Linked DNA regions of Homo sapiens: region 2 is linked to region 1. Evidence: read pairs that join two places in POLR2A ChIA-PET (ENCODE). Cell type or tissue: Panc1. All regions are shown on one strand. Each heading gives the region's core, and the rest is flanking DNA. Links, peaks and the distances in the headings are about the cores only.

The links. Peaks named below come from ENCODE experiments on the same cell type or tissue, not always from the same donor. Only the 100,000 strongest peaks of a DNase experiment are listed, where the experiment ranks them.
Region 2: POLR2A ChIA-PET joins it to region 1 with 6 read pairs; 3 of 35 experiments call an interaction of 5 or more read pairs at or near these places.

What each region holds. Positions count from the first base shown.
Region 1 is chr12:15,555,281-15,558,209 of GRCh38, reverse strand. PTPRO (protein tyrosine phosphatase receptor type O) reads right to left here. Exons shown (of 27, transcript NM_030667.3): 16 at 687-755. LOC105369672 (a long non-coding RNA gene) reads left to right here and starts at 2,299. Exons shown (of 3, transcript XR_002957403.2): 1 at 2,299-2,546. In Panc1, for the core only: no CTCF peak of the experiment used is centred there; no DNase peak of the experiment used is centred there.
Region 2 is chr12:15,926,661-15,929,589 of GRCh38, reverse strand. The region is part of intron 1 of DERA (deoxyribose-phosphate aldolase); the gene reads right to left. Among named protein-coding and RNA genes, the nearest start is that of DERA, 17 kb to the right of the region's middle. In Panc1, for the core only: no CTCF peak of the experiment used is centred there; a DNase peak (open chromatin) is centred at 1,079.

The DNA of each region.
Region 1 (2,929 bases), core at 129-2,628:
GTAATCCCAGCACTTTGGGAGGCCGAGGTGGGAGGATCACTTCAGCCCAGGAGTTCGAGACCAGCCTGGGCAATATAGTGAGACCTCATCTCTACAAATATCTAAAAATTAGCCAGATTTGGTGGTGCGCGCCTGTAGTCCCAGCTACTCGGGAGGCTGAGGTGGAAAGATTACTTGAGCCCAGGAGGCAGAGATTGCAGTGAGTTGAGATCATCCTGCACTCCAGCCCGGGTGACGAAAGAGGGAGATTCTGTCTCCTCAAAAAATACAAAACAATAAAAAATAAAATAAAATAAAATATAAAATAAAATGGAGAAGCCGATCTGTCGCAAGCTGCTTCATTGGAATCTCTTCTCGTGCCTTTAGCCACCACTTGTTCAGCGGCGCTCCTGCATTTAAGCCCTTTTTCAGCACAGGTATGGGCTCCTGCGTGTGCACCACTGTTTCAGTCCCTTGTTTAGTATTGTAAATACAGAGCAGACCATGATGCTTTCCCTACTTCAGAACTGCACTGAGCTTATATAAACCATTATATTCTGTGAAGATCTAGCCATTGAAAGTCTACCATCACCGAAATTACAAAAGGATAATCAGACAAAACTATCCCCAAAGGATAGTAAAATCGACTTTGGAGCACACACAGCATAGTTAAACTATGTAGAAGCTTGTTCCAAAACAATACTCACCAGTTGTATGGAAGCTTTCCATCCCTCTCTAAGGATGCAAAATTGACAAATGTACCAGCTCCACACTCCCTGTTTTAAAGGAACCACAAAATCAAGGTTACTGCTTGACAAAGCATTCTTACGTTGACCTAAAAGTAAAGAGAGTCTTTACCAGCTTATCATCACAGCATTAAATTAAAAAAAAGAAGAAGCTAGGCCAGGTGCGGTGGCTCACGCCTGTAATCCCAGTACTTTGGGAGGCCGAGGTGGGCGGATCACCTGAGGTCAGGAGTTTCGCCAACATGGCGAAACCCTGTCTCTACTAAAACTACAAAAATTAGCTAGGCGTGGTGGCACTTGCCTGTAATCCCAGCTACTCGGGAGGCTGAGGCAAGATAATTGCTTGAACCTGGGAGACAGAGGTTGTGGTGAGCAGAGATCGCGCCACCGCACTCCAGCCTGGGTGACAGAGCAAGACTCTGTCTCAAAAAGAAAAAGAAAAAAAAAAAAAACAAAATAAAAGAAGCTAATAGAAGTTCCATATGTTCCCTTTTGGCATACAATGCAAAACAGAAAGCTAAAACGAAAAGAAATAATCTTTTGCAAGTTTGCAAATCAAATTATTTGAGGCCAAAAGAATTCACTTCACAATCCTTTCCAAAGGGCATTCATGATTCTAAAAGAAATATTTGAACTATTTGGGGTATAATATTTATTTATTTTTTTACAAAGCCTTTAATAGTAACATAGAAACTCTCCTAGATGAACTGAGCATTTTCCATCTTTAGCAAAAATTCTTTGTAGGGTTTTGTTTATGGCATTTTGATTTCCTCCCTACAATGATAGTGGATCAAGTGGATTGTTTACTTCCTCCAAAATCTTTCTCTTATATTGTGATGCCCGTATTATTCATCACTGGAGATTAGAATAAAAGAGTGGAATGTATTGAAATAGGCAAGCTTCTGGTGTGCCTACTGTCCGGAATGTGGCCTATTAATCTGCTAGTAAAAACACTGTTGAAGTTTTTTTTTTTTTTCCAGAAGTAGAGAAAAAGTAAACATATTCTCATGCCTTCTCTATCTTTTGGCTAATTTCATGCATGAATAACAGCTCATTGGGGCTCATGTATCTCATTTTTTCTTTATACGGAATTAATGGATTTAATACTCAGAACTGAAGCAGAGATTTTAACATTACTGGCACAATGTGCTAATTACTTGAATTATCTACCTGTTCTTATTAAGGTGTTCCAAGAACAATTTTCTTCTTTTGAAAAATACACTAATATAATATCATAGTGTATTATAATTTACACATCATTAATGAATTTTCCTATGTCAATTTCCTATATATGGGATTTATTTTACCTGTAACTCAAGGGTTTTAATCTGGAGTTCCAAAGATAGAATTTAGGACTCTATGAACATATGTGGGAAAAGGGTACATATTTATTTTCACAACCTGTGACTAAACTTAGCAGTCCTTTCTATCATTAAAGTAGGTACCAAACCATCAGAATATCCACATGGATGATTTGCTAACAATAGAGATTACATATTTTTTAATAATAGACTTGCTGCAGATATCTTGAAATATTGGTCATATGCATCACCATGATGAAATTGTTAGACTATTACATATTGACATTGAATATACTAATTAAAAAGTGTACAACACATTTGCTTTTTAAATATTATGATTATCATATTTCAATATAGTTGTATAATCCTATGTATTTTATTTTAGGCACAGAAAATGGAAGCATTATTCTTAGAAGAGTTCACCAGACTGCCAAAAAGGATCATAGCATGAAAAATGATGAGAATCTATGCTTTAATAACTAGCTGAAAGAATCAGAACCACCTCTCCTAAATATCTTTGGTATGTACCACAAAAAATGCTCAGAAATACCACTACTTGCATTACATCTATTACCACCTCCTCCACCATTACTATTATGAGCTAACATTTACTGCACACTTCCTATGAGTTGAGTATTACGCTATGTTATTACTGCGTTAATGCTCCTAAGTATCCACTAATATAGGGGCAATTATCATCTCTTCTGCATACACATTGTTCCCCTAGCTTCCAGGCCACCACACTCCCTTAGTTGTCCTTATACTTCACTGGCTGCCTCTTTGTCAGTCGCTTACTGTTATCTTCTTTTCTCCCTGAAAACCTTAATATTGATTGTTCCAGTGATTAATGCAGGGCCTTCTTTTACATTTACTCCCTGAATTTCATCCAGTCTAAAGCTCTAA
Region 2 (2,929 bases), core at 104-2,603, 370 kb before region 1:
CACACAGAAGAAGCTTGGAATGTAGGTGTACCCCTTAAACAGCAGGCATCTAACATGTGCTAAAATACTGTGACTATAAGCAGACAGGGCTTGAGCTGATATTGTCTCCCAAAACAAACAAACAAACAAGCCTCCGCTACATTATGGAGCACAGTGATTGCCAACACTGTCTGGGAGTATCTGTTCAAAACCGAATTAGAGGGGAAATCACCACCTGCTGGGTGCTGATTCAAAACACTGCTTCCCACGGCACCTGCTCTCTTTCTGCAATTTCTCCTCTGGAAGAAGTGACACAGGTTTTGACAAGGCGGCTGGTTTTCCCAGTGCTTTCAAATGCTCTGACAAGTCATCAAAAACTTTAAAGTACCCCATTCCACCTTTAAAAAGGGAGTCCTTAGATGTACCCACTCAGAAGTTAGTGTGGGTTAGCTCTGCGATCACTGTGGCCTGGATGCTGGTTGCTGGGAGACATTCTCCCTAGTGGGGCTCCACAGGGACACAAGCTTCCCGCCTCTGCTCCCCTGACCCAGCTGAACCCGAAGCCCTGGTGGAAGAAGTCACGTGGCTGAGCCAGTGCTCTAAAGGAGCTGACTCCTGTCCAGTTTTCACAGAGAACGCTGCTCCCGTCTGCAGGACAGGATTTAACAGCTACAGATCTAGAAGGCTGAGAAAAGTAAGGTCAAGTGTACAAAAACCATGATGGACAGAAGTCAAAATGGCAAGATTTCAGGGACACCCAAAAGGCTCCCCACAACCAAATATTCCCTTTGGTTAAACATTTTAAACTGCACATATAAAGGGTCATTCCTTGGTACCAACCAAACTTACCTTTCCCAGGAAAAAGCTATTTACACCAATAGGCTTTCACACTTTAGTGAGAGCCGAATTTTCTATTCTTCTCCCAGACAGCTTTTAATAGGGGAAACTCTCCAAGTAGACACCTCGGGGGTGGGAAAAGCATGCAATAAGAGTCCAACACACCCACAGGCAAAATCTCCCCTACTTCATAAGGGCTGTCCTTGCCATCAGCTGGCTCAATGACTCAAGGGTTAAGTAGTCCAAACAGGGTGATCTCAGCCCTTAGCCTTTTCCTGTGCTCACAATTTGCACATGGCATGTCCACCATATAGTCCAAAATGCAAATACAGAAAGAGTTGAAATTTAAAGTAATCCTTTCTGTTTCTTGTTCAAAAATCTCTGTAAGTGGAATAATGGGCAAGAAATTTAAAATTTGTTAATTAAAATAACACTTAGAGATTACCTGTAGATTTCATATCTACCTTCATTTTGGTCTTCCAATTAAGGCAGGTAATTAGAGATGATGGTCAAAGGGTACAAAGTTTCAGTCATACAAGAAAAGTAAGTCTTTGAGATCTACTGCACAGCATGGTAGCTACAGTTAATACTCATGTATGTTTCAAAACGGCTAAGAGAGTAAATTTCAGACATTCTCAACACAAAAACTAAGTATGTGAGGTGATGAAGTCACTCAGCTTGATTTAATCATTTCACATTGTATACATGTATCAAAATATTACATTGTATCCCCTAAATAGATAATTATTATTTTCCAATTTAAAAAGTTTTAACTATTTTTGAGCCAAGAACAGTTTCATTAAAAGTTAGCAAGAGAAATATAAATTAACTTCTAATTCGTCTGCTACTTTTTCTTCCCTTATATGGTTTTTAGCCACTATTCCATGCCATATCAATCTAAATCTCATCCGTGTAATCTCATTATATTTTGAATTCCTAATTTTTAAAAAAAGCATTTTAAAAAAGACAGATAATTAGCAGCTAGTTGTATATGGAATGTGAAGGTTATATGAATAATAAAACATACAAAAGTATATAAAGTAATTTTCAGATTGAGAATGCAATCTCCGGAACCACATACACTACAGCTAATTCCTGGCTCACCATTCTCTTGCTAGCCGTATGACTATGGGCAAGTTGATTACTTTTCATACAAACTATGAAAAGTTTGTATGAACTTATGTGGGGTGTTAACAACTTCATTTCCTGAAGTTTGTGAGTTCATATTACTCCTGATGCCTAACTTTTTAAGCAAATATTTTTTAAATGACCTACTGAGAATTATAACAGTAATTTTGCTATTAAAACTTACATATTTAAATTCTGAAACCAATGTCTATTTTGGCAACCACAAAAAAGCGTTACTGTTCTTAAGTAATAGTGTATGAACACTTGTCTCTGATTATTTATCTAAAATAGTCACAGAATGGTACCAATGAGACTTACCAAATAAACACCTCTCAAAATATCAGCTCCCACATTTGTAAAATCAGGATAAAAATCGGAATAAAATTGTTGGGAGGAGTAGAAGACAATGCAGGGACCTAGAAAAGCCTAGCATGTTCTAAGTAATCAGTAAATATTAATCTTTATTATATGTATTACCATCTTCATGAAGAGCATCTCCCTTTCAAAATGTTTTAAGTAAACCAACTTTAACAAAATCAATTATATTATTATGTAACTACTTGATCAGTATCATGTGTTAGCATGATAGACATAGCAGATAGTTTATGTACTTGACTATTCAGAAGGACCCCAGCAGCCTTTTCCAACAAAGGTTTCTCATTTGAACCACAAAACAAAAACACTCAAGAACAACTATTTCCTCAGTTCTCCAAGTGAAGAACTGGTATCCTTCTAGACACACTGGAGAGTTAATTCGTTACATATAACGGGTGCCCTAAGGCATGAGGGCTGAATTCCAGTTGTTGAAAGCTGCTAGAACTCCACTCAGAACCATCGTCCTGTTAGTTTACCCACAATTCTGGTAACCTGGATTCTCTTGTTTCTTTTTTTTTTTTTTTTTTTCTTTTTGAGACGGAGTCTCGCTCTGTCGCCCCAGGCGGGAGTGCAGTGGTGGGATCTCCGCTCACTGCAAGCTCCGCCTCCC